Regions from separate parts of the Homo sapiens genome. Here region 1 is linked to region 2. The links are chromatin loops, found by intact Hi-C in ENCODE. Cell type or tissue: CD4-positive, alpha-beta T cell. All regions are shown on one strand. Each heading gives the region's core, and the rest is flanking DNA. Links, peaks and the distances in the headings are about the cores only. Region 1 has its middle 9.5 kb from the start of LINC00345. Region 2 has its middle 36 kb from the start of NEK3.

The links. Peaks named below come from ENCODE experiments on the same cell type or tissue, not always from the same donor. Only the 100,000 strongest peaks of a DNase experiment are listed, where the experiment ranks them.
Region 1: a loop joins it to region 2, with 5 times the contacts of the local background. A loop is called at or near these places in 3 of 110 quality-filtered maps.

The regions. Positions count from the first base shown.
Region 1 is chr13:52,607,137-52,612,513 of GRCh38, forward strand. No RefSeq gene overlaps it. Among named protein-coding and RNA genes, the nearest start is that of LINC00345, 9.5 kb to the left of the region's middle. In CD4-positive, alpha-beta T cell, for the core only: CTCF peaks have their summits at 2,321 and 2,520; a DNase peak (open chromatin) is centred at 2,385.
Region 2 is chr13:52,192,427-52,197,803 of GRCh38, forward strand. It overlaps the pseudogene MRPS31P5. Among named protein-coding and RNA genes, the nearest start is that of NEK3, 36 kb to the left of the region's middle. RefSeq lists enhancers at 1,931-2,200, 2,241-2,290, 2,331-2,380. In CD4-positive, alpha-beta T cell, for the core only: no CTCF peak of the experiment used is centred there; DNase peaks (open chromatin) are centred at 1,395, 2,045, 2,585 and 3,175; H3K4me3 peaks cover 2,830 bases; H3K27ac peaks cover 1,316 bases.

The DNA of each region.
Region 1 (5,377 bases), core at 104-5,103, 410 kb after region 2:
ATAATGGTTCCCCCAGTAAAAATAATCTGGATTTAGACCGTTGGTATCTAAATATTTGTATGGCACCTATCACTAGATATTTAGCCATTTATAAACATCTTTTTAAAATGCTTTCATTAAATTAGTTATTCTGGGCAAACACAGGCAAATATAACCATTGAAAGGACACACAAATAAAGGTCCAGCAGAGTTGAGATGCCATTGCCTTAGAGATTAGCATGCAAGCTCTGGATCAGACACCTGAGAGGGAAATCCTAGCCTCTCTGCTTCCAGCTGGATGAATCGGAAAAGTCTCTTGGGGTGGGAATGAGAGGAAAGATCTGGTTCTGCCAGTTGATGCTTTGAGTACCCCCTGCTCCATGCTGCTGCTTCTCAGCTTCATGCGATTGTACCTTTGAGGACTTCCATGGGCCACATTCTAACCTTTTTTAATTTTTTTAAGACACAAGGTCTTGCTCTGTCACCCAGGCTGGAGTGCTGTGGCGTGACCATAGCTCACTGCAGCCTTGAGCTCCGAGACTCAAATGATCCTCCCACCTCAGCCTCCTAAGTAGCTGAGACCACAGGCCTGTGCCACCCTGCCTGGCTAATTTTTAATTATTTTGTTTGTGTGTTTGTTTGTAGAGAAGGAGGTCTCACTATATTGACCAGGCTGTTCTCAAACTCATGGCCTCAAAACAATCCTCCCATCTAAACCTCCCAAAGTGCTGTGATTACAGGTGTGAGCCACCGTGCCCAGCACTAACCCTCTTATTTACAATGGGATTGTTTGCCTCACTGTGCCTAAATTTGTAAAACATGGCCAATTCTTAAATGCTCTGTCATTCAAAGTATTTAGTCAATCTCTCTGTTCCAATTAAGCACCAGAAATTTGGAGATGAAAAGCCGCACCTCATTTCGTTCACTGAGAATCACAAAGCCAGGCACAGGGGGCTGGGAGCAGTAGAGCATGGGCACAGAACCCAGCCCAGAGGACCAGGAAAGGTTCTAGAGCTTGGGGCAAGAGCTGAGCCTTGAAGTAGGAGTAGGAGTTAGGCAGGGAGGAAGAAGGAAACGCAGCATTGGATGGCAAGGAGGTGGGGGAAGGCATGGCCGTGTCTGGGAGCTGCAGGGGCTCCCGTCAGGGTGGGAGGAGAGGTAATGGGAAGGAGACTAGCGAAGGAGGCAGGGCTGATCTTGAGGGGTCTCACAGGCCCTGCTAAGAGAGTGCAGGATTTCTTTAGAGGATGGTAGAGGGAGCCGCTGAGTAATACAGACTTCCTGATGTGAACGTAGCTGTGTGGAGGAGGCTGACAGCATGGACTCTGGGTCGACTGTCCGGTCCTCAAAAGCTGGCTCTCCCACCTGATGACTTTGTGATAGTGAGAAGCTCCTGTAAGCCTCAAATTTCTCATCTTAAAAGTGAAAAATGGTGTTACTTGCCTCAGGAAATTTTGTGAAGATGAGAAAATACAAATAAAGCACTATTATAGTGTCTAATACTTAGTGGTCAATAAATGCTAACTATGGTTGTTATTGATCATTTGAATAATAATGAGGTATACAGTTTGTCTCATTTTGTAGACTTGTGATAATGGAATGAATGAACTTTGTCACAGCAAAATAAGTTTAAAATGTTAGTTGTGTATCCTGATAGAAAATATAAACTTAAAAAAATTTCTTCATGAGACAGAGGTCTCACTATGTTGCTCAGGCTGGTCTCCAACTCCTGGCCTCAAGCTAACCTCTCACCTCAGCCATTGTGCCTGGCTAATATAAACATTTGTTTATTCATTCCACAAATATTGATTGACCATGAAGGATGTACCAGGCACAGTTCCAGGCTCTTGGGATAAGGTAGTAAATGAGGCTGCCCCCTCGATGAGGGATCCCTACTCTCACTGAGCTTACATTCCAGCGGGGAGGCTGATGATGAAAAAGGAAACAATGTGATTCCCAAGACCTGTACGTTCCGCCAGGGCAGGGAACTTGTTGCATTTGTACCTTGATCTATCCCAAGTGCATGAGACAGGGCCTAGGTCAGGCACTTGATGAACGTGTTGAGTGAATGGAAGATTATTTCAGATAGTGCTGAGTGCCGGAAGACAAGGAAACAGCGCTACATGACAGAATGGGAAGGTCGACTTGGCTAGATGCGGTGCACGGCTGAGAAAGCACTGCTGAGCTGAAGTGGATGGTATGAAGGAATCAGTCATGGGACAGTCTTTGGGACAGCTATTCCAGGCCAAAGAATTTTCCATGCCTAAGCTGAAGGCCCTGAGGCAGGGCTGTGCTGGGAATGCACAAAGACGGGAATGAATGGACCCCACAGCACAGGGGCCAGTAATTTGTGGGTCATTGGCAGGCATGTCTTTTATCTAACAGGAGACTATTTTTGCCTCCAGAGGGCACTTGAACATAACAAATGCATCTAAGGGCCAGCTTGGGTTAACACTTAGACAGAAAGCAGTTTCCTGAAAGCATAACTTCAGAGGCCAGGAAAGCAAAAAGAAAATAATCTCAGCTGTAGCCTTTGCTTATTGAAATTTGAAAGCACCTCTTTTAAAAATTAACTTTTATGAGATAGTACAAGTGTTAGCTAGCAATGTGGGCTTTCATACATTAGTGTTAGTTTAACAACATAGCCCTCCCCTTGGTGGATAGATGAGAGAGCAGTTTGACAGGTAGGAGAGGGGACGAAAGGCTAATTTAGAGAGGTCTCGGCAAAGGTGTCAGGTCTGGGTGAGACCCAAAGCAAGGAGGCTCTGAGAAGCTAAAAGGCAACATAGAGAGGGGCCAAGGGACGGGGGAGAATGAGTACAAGAAGGCAAGAGGATGGGCTGGGGGAACCAGAGTACTCTCATGCACTTTAGAAATTGACCTGAGGACAGTTCTGCCTGGTCATATCTCTGTCGTCTCCAAAAGTCATGTGCTAAGCACTGTTTCAACATAGTTCTATGTCATATGCTGTGCAATACACACTAGTGTGACATGATCCTGGTCTTCCATGTACCTAAAATCCAAAGCAGTTTTACACATGAATATACTAAGAATGAGTCATCTTACGTGGAGGGGAAAGACAAGTACCTAGACAATCTAATTTGAAGGACACGAAACCACTTCGTCTTCAGTCCCATCTCCCGTAAGTCCTCCTGCTGTGGGCCTCTCCATGCTCCTCCCTCTTACTTTGTCCTTTGGCTTTGGGCACTAAAGCGCTTGTGAAGAAGCTAATGAAATCTAGGAAACTCATCCATCTGGGTGCAACCTCTCTGGGCCTCCACAGGCCTGGCACCTGTTGCATTGCCTATCTTGTTAGTTTACCTGCTCCACATCTGTGATCTCTGCTAGATCACCAGCCCCTTGAAGCAGGGAACAAGTCATACTCACCTGTGTGTTCCAAGGGGACTAAAGCTTCATTTTTCACATAGTGTTATACAGTTACACTAATATCATCTACCTATATATTATATAAACATGCACGTATGTTCATCTTTTGCTGTTGTTGTTTTTTTTGAGACAGGCTCTTGCTCTGTCACCCAGGCTGAAGTGCAGTGGCACTGCAGCCTCTGCCTCCTGGGCTCAAACAATCCTCCCACCTCAGCCTCCAGAGTAGGTGGGACTGCAAGCACACACCGGCATGCCCACCTAATTTGTTTATTGATTTGTATTTTTTGTGGAGATGAGGTTTCACCATGTTGCCCTGGTTAGTCTTGAGCTCTTGGGCTCCAGTAATCACCCACCTTGGCCTCCTAAAGTGCTGTTTTAGGCTGTGTTTGAGGCTGTTTTAGGCTGTGTTGTGAAGATGCAGAGGCAAAACAGCTCTTTTTTTTTTGAGATGGAGTCTCGCTCTGTCGCCCAGGCTGGAGCGCACTGGTGTGATCTCGGCTCACTGCAAGCTCTGCCTCCTGGGTTCATGCCATTCTCCTGCCTCAGCCTCCCGAGTAGCTGGGACTACAGGCGCCTGCCACCACGCCCGGCTAATTTTTTGTATTTTTAGTAGAGACGGGGTTTCACCATGTTAGCCAGGATGGTTTCAATCTTCTGACCTTGTGATCTACCTGCCTCGGCCTCCCAAAGTGCTGGGATTACAGGCGTGATCCCTGTTTTGTCGTGCCCGGCCTGACGAAACAGCTCTTAATCCACCTAAGAAAAAAGAAAGGAAATACCACATCCAGTATATACCACACACATCATCCCTCACCCAGATCAGGAAACCTCACGATGAGTTATGCCCCCAGTAAGCCCATCCAGCCTCATTCTCTCCTTCTTTCTGTGCCTTTAGCTAGTACACTGCCTTTGGAAAGATGTCCATAATCCTTTAATACTTTTGCTAGTAGAGCCACAAGTGAATAGAAGTAGGTAGCTGAAACTGCTGGACAACTGGGTTTATTCTGCAGGCTTATTTCACAAAGCGCAAACCTCAGAAAACTGAGGCCATTGCTGGCCTGGCTAGTTGGATTTCCAAATATTGACCATTCCTGGACTCCTCATTACAGGTTTTCATACACCTGCTGAGACACATGACTGCCCTTGTTGGATAATCCTGATGTCATTGAGGAAATTAAATGAGATGAGGGTGTAAATTGTTCAGTGTGCAGTGGGCAGTCAGTGGTGTTATTGTCTCATTAACACATTGCAGCTATTTATGCTGCCCCCTGATTTTGTTGGAAACAGTCTTATGTACTTTTTTTACACAGAGGCATTGAAAGTTAATTCATAGTTGATTTTAGGGGAAAGGATTACTTTGAACATAAAAGACACAGATTTACAGACATTTATTGGGAAATGAAGTCACGTATATGGGCAATTCTAGTGACTAAAAAGCAATTAAAAATTACATTTGATTGCTTGTCAAGTACATAGACAAGTATGATGGAAAATGGTATAAAACAAACAGCAGAATAGGATACATTTTGCTGGAAAAGCAAAGTAGTGACAGAGCATGTAAGCCTCACCTGGGCCATGACATTCGTGTTCTGCCATCCTGCCACTTGGGAGAAGTGGCTTCATGGTTTACCTTTTTGTGTGTCATCCACTAGCATGAACTACTGATTACTTCATGCAGATGGACAGAATATTCTCAATTTTTCTGAATCTTTGTAGATGTATTATTTATTCACTTAGATCTTTCCAAGATGTATTATTTACTAGATCTAAAGTGTTTCTTAGAATTCATGTAGTAATTAAATAATGTTAGAAAAGAATCTGGGGTACATTAAATATCATGAGAAAGAAATTCATTAAGGTGAATTGAAATTGCTTGTACCATTAAGGTAATGTGCTATTTTAATATCTTTGCTGTGATTTTGTAACTTTGTAAGAGTTAACCTGTTTTTAGTATTTCTACGCTATTATGAATACCATGCATAACATAGTTTTTCAGCTTTTCACTAGTCAT
Region 2 (5,377 bases), core at 55-5,054:
GTGGTATGTGCCTGTCCTTTAAGATTGTAAGGATTAAGTAACATAGGTAACATAGCTACTGTACTCGGGAGGATGAGGGACAAGAACCACTTGAACCCAGGAGACAGAGGTTGCAGTGAGCCGAGATCGTGCCACTGCACTCCAGCCTGGGACACAGAGCAAGACTCTGTCTCAAAAATAATTAATAATAATAATAATAATAATAATAATAAATAAAGTTGGCCGGGGACGGTGGCTTACGCCTGTAATCCCAGCACTTTGGGAGGCTGAGGGGGGCAGATCACCTGAGGTCAGGAGTTCGAGACCAGTCTGACCAACATGGAGAAACCCCATCTCCACTAAAAATACAAAATTAGCCAGGTGTGGTGGTGCATGCCTGTAGTCCCATCTATTTGGGAGGCTGATGCAGGAGAATCTCTTGAACATGGGAGGCAGAGGTTGCGGTGAGTCAAGATCAGCCTGGGCAGTAAGAGCGAAACTCCGGCTCTAAATAAATAGTTAATACTAAAGGTATTTTTACAGAAAGGTGGTAATCAGGGGAATGAATCTCACATATAATCTTTACTACCGTGTTTTCTTTCAAGACTGCTATCATACCACAGAAAGCAATCTACATTATAGGAAAACCATGTATAAATAACTCCATAACACTAATATAATAAAATTCTAAACCTAACCTCCCACCTGAGTTTGTTTCCACTGACAGCATCGCATCAGTACTTCAAATGCAACACCTTCAAAACGACATTCAAGACGTCCCCTTTCAGACTGACTTTCCATTTTTCACACTTCTATATTAAAATGCCCCTGACATAAACAGATTTTTTTTGTTTGTTTTCTAAAAACTATAACATATGTAAAAATCTTTCTCAACCCCGGATCTGCATTCTTCTGCTAACATTAAGGATACCAACTCCAACGCAGCCAGTTGAAATCTTTGCTCTCTCTGACCACCCTACCATTATCCCATGATGTCACATCCCCTTAATTCTACCTGGGCAATTTTTCTCCTCCATTCAGCTGGTCCTTCCCATCTTCACTGCTACTAATCTGCTTCAGCACTGTACTTAACCAAACTGGCTTCTGAGTGTTATGCATGGAAGTTACACAGTGGAATTAGGCTTTCATAACAATAAAGTACTCGGAGGATAAATAGCAAAACCAAGTATGCTGCAACATCTTTTCTTTCCTGGCTAATTTCAACCAGTGGTCCTTCAGATTTCATCAGACTTTTCTTCCAGAAAGGATATCCTGAGTCGCCCCTGCAATGGTTAGGTGTCCCTATTTGCTCCTCTAGCAATTACTTGTTGCATGAATAGTGTACTCTGTGCTTCCATACACTATCTCAGCAATTACTTCACTACACAGCACTTGTATTGTCTACTTGCTGGAACTACACCCTCCGTGACGACAAGACTGTCTTACTTGGGGTTTATGACCAGTACTGGCACGCTGTAAAGTTTTCCAATAATGAACGAAAGAATAAACGAAGGAAACAGAAATGAGACTATCAAATAAATCTTGGGAAGCAAAAGCTAAAACAACTTCGCTTTTGGAGCTTGGATAAACTGACAGGAGTTGATGACAAGACGAATGAGGCACAGCGACCAGCTTGTAATCGGAGCACTGTTTTCCAGGCACGCTATGATCTTGGGCAAGTCATCTTATCTTTCTGGGATTTTTCTTTTCTCAGATGTAAAGCAATAGATTCTAAAACCCAGCAGGTAATACCTTCGACCCCGGGAAGTCGGAGGATAACTGAATGTACAGCACGGGGCACGGGGATGCCCGAGGACCTGCGGGGCCAAGAGCGCTGAACTGCGGTACCTGACCGTTCCATGCCGAGCAGCGAGTAGCAAAATTGCAGCCGCTGATGTCTCCGGGCTTCCACAGGACAAAGGGTGGCAGGAAAGGGTGCTAAGAGGTAGAAACACCGAGACTCTACCAACACCGCGGAAACACAAAGCCAACCAGGAGCGCAACTGTAACAGTGCGTCCCCATGCCAAACACATCCCCCGCGCTCTCCTCCGTTTCCGGTCTGGCTTGTTCCCCTCCCTTTGCTTTCCGGTGGGCAACAGGGGTGGGTAACTGTGTTCCGGACTCGCCCGCGGGCCGGGCGGAGCCAGCTACCTCCAGGCGACCCTACCCACCCCGCGATTCTATTCCTGGAGACTGAGTCCTCGCCAGTGTTCAGCAAGGTTCGCTGGCCTAGGAGGATCCTAAACCGCCGAGACCGCCGAACGAGATAGTGGAGGGCGTGATCAGTTGTGCAAAAACTACAGACGCAGTCCGTTTTTAAGTTGTTTTTTTCTGAGACGGAGTCTCCCTCTGTCGCCCAGGCTGGAGCGCAGTGGTGCGATCTCAGCTCACTGCAACCTCCGCCTCCCGGGTTCAAGCAATTCTCCTGCCTCAGCCTCCTGAGTAGCTAGGATTACTGGCGTGCGCCACCACGCGCGGCTAATTTTTTTTTTTTAATTTTTTTGTACTTTTAGTAGAGACGGGGTTTCACCATGTTGGCCAGGCTGGTCTCGAACTTCTGACTTCGTGATCTGCCTGCCTAAGCCTCCCAAAGTGCTGGGATTACAGGAGTGAGCCACCGCGTCCAGCCGATCAGTCTGTTCTTTAACAGACACTTACTGTGCGTTGTTTGGAGGGAAAGGGTCTATAGCGTTCATCACGTTCTCAAACCAAAGAGGTTTAAAAAAATTACCATAGGACCTGCTGCCCGATGAAATAGCGTTTCTTTTCAGTCTTTATTCTTGATGTAGAGTCAAAATAACACTTAAGTTTCATTTTTCACAAGTGATTTTAGGCCGGGCGCGGTGGCTCACGCCTGTAATTTCAGCACTTTGGAAGGCCGAGGCGAGTGGATCACCTGAGGTCAAGAGTTCCAGACCAGCTTGGTCAACACGGTGAAACCCCGTCTCTACTAAAAATGCAAAAATTAGCCGGGCGTGGTGGCGCACGCCTGTAAATCCAGCTACTCAGATTCCCCGCGGGCGCGCGGGAGGCCGCCAGCCCAGGCCGGGGGAGTTCGGCCAGAGCCAGGTGCAGGGAACCGGCTCTGCGGGAGCGTGGGTAAAAGCTGACGCGCTCTCGCGAGTTCCCACTTAGGGAACTTAAAGGAGAGTTTTAATTTGTCCTCCCTGCCGTTCGGGGGCGCGTGTGCCTGTGCTGCCCGACTAGCCCAGGATGTAGTGAGCCCCGCGGCTGCCGCTGCCCGCTTAGACCCAATCAGAGGGTGAGTGGGAGGTGACACCGGTCAGCCTTTCCCGCCCCTCTGTCTCCTGCTGCCGTCGGGAAGGCAGAAGCCGCGAGGCAGGCCAGTGGTACATGGTGCTCCCGGCTTAACTGCACCCTGCATGGCTCCAAGGGCTGGCCAGGCTTTCGTGTCGCAGGTTCCCGCTAAGTGCAGGATTCAGATCTTACCATGGTTCTTTTTAATAGTGAGGAGTTGTGGCCGCGCGCGGTGGCTCACGCCTGTAATCCCAGCACTCTGAGAGGCCGAGGCGGGCGGATCACGAAGTCAGGAGATTGAGACCGTCCTGGCTAACACAGTGAAACCCCGTCTCTACTAAAAATACAAAAAATTAGCCGGGCGTGGTGGCGGGCGCTTGTAGTCCCAGCTACTAGGGAGGCTGAGGCAGGAGAATGGCGTGAACTCGGGAGGCGGGGCTGGCAGTGAGCCGAGATCGCGCCACTGCACTCCAGCCTGGGCGACAGAGGAAGACTCCGTCTCAAAAAAAAAAAAAAAAAATAGTGAGGAGTTGCCTCTGTGCTATGTGGAGATTAGGAGGGTGTTGTATTACTCTTGATAATGGAGCTTGTGCTTTCGACCTGTGAGGACTCAAAAGTTACGTTTTAATTTGATCATGAACATACACAAAGCAAAGTCTTATGGATATTAAAGGATTATTTATATATTCTAATTTTCATCATAGTTTAAAAATAGTCATAAAGAGGGCCGGGCGCGGTGGCTGACGCCTGTAATCCCAGCACTTTGGGAGGCCGAGGTGGGCGGATCACGAGGTCAGGAGATTGAGACCATCCTGGCTAACACGGTGAAATCCTGTCTCTACTAAAAATACAAAAAAATTAGCCGGGCGTGGTGACGGGCGCCTGTAGTCCCAGCTACTCAGGAGGCTGAGGCAGGAGAATGGAGTGAACCCGGGAGGCGGAGCTTGCAGTGAGCTGAGATTGCACCACTGCACTCCAGCCTGGGCAACAGAGCGAGACTCTGTCTCAAAAACAAAAAAAAAAAAAAAAAAGAAAAGAAATAAAAAGCAGGAGCATAAAGCAGTCACACTAAGCCTCCACTGCTCAGGTGTTGAGTAGACACAGCAGAGCACTGCTGTGCTGCAGGATGGGCGCAACCAGGCAGCCAGGCTCCGCCCCTTTCTGTGGCACTCCGGACAAGTTTTCGCACCCTCTCTGGGTCTCAGTTGCCTTATCTGTGGAAAAGGGAATCATGTTAGCACCTACCTTGCAGGCATACTCTGAGGATTAAATGGGTTAAATATGGAATAGTGTTTACAGCCGAGTGTAGCACACAGTAAATACTATAGAAGTGTTTGTAGCTGTTACAGTCAAAATGGAAATGTGGAATGGAATTTGAAAGTCTATTTAAAATCAGGGAACCTATGCAAAAAAAAAAAAAAACAATTTTGGATGAGGTTGCTAAATTATCTAGAAGGTTAGTAAACACTGTTATTTATTTATTTATTTATTTATTTATTTATTTATTTATTTGAGACGGAGTCTTGCTCTGTCAGCCTCCCGAGTAGCTGGGATTACAGGCGCCCGCAACCGCGTCCGGCTAATTTTTGTATTTTCAGTAGAGATGGGGTTTCACCATCTTGGCCAGGGTGGTCTCGAACTCCTAACCTCGTGATCCACCCGCCTTGATCTCCCAAAGTGCCGGGATTATAGGCGTGAGCCACCGTGCTCGGCGAACAACACCGTTCTTTATAAGGATAGCTTCTGATTTCTAATGTAGCCACTTCTAGAGAACATCAAAACCATTTTTTTTTTCAGCAGTGACTACTTCTGGACGTGAGTGAATTTTCATTAGTCAACCTTATCAAAGAGTCCAGGAGAATATATTGTTGTTGTTTATAGAGTGTTAATATATTGCTACATTCAGAAGCTCAGGAAAATGAAAGAATGTTAAGAAATCAGAATATTAAGGCTGGGCGCTGTGGCTGAGGCCTATAATCTCAGCATTTTGGGAGGCCGAGGTGGGCAGATCACCTGAGGTCGGGAGTTCCCAACCAGCCTGACCAACATGGAGAAACCCCGTCTCTACTAAAAATACAAAATTAGCTGGGCGTGGTGGCACATGCCCGTAATCCCAGCTACTCCAGAGGCTGAGGCAGG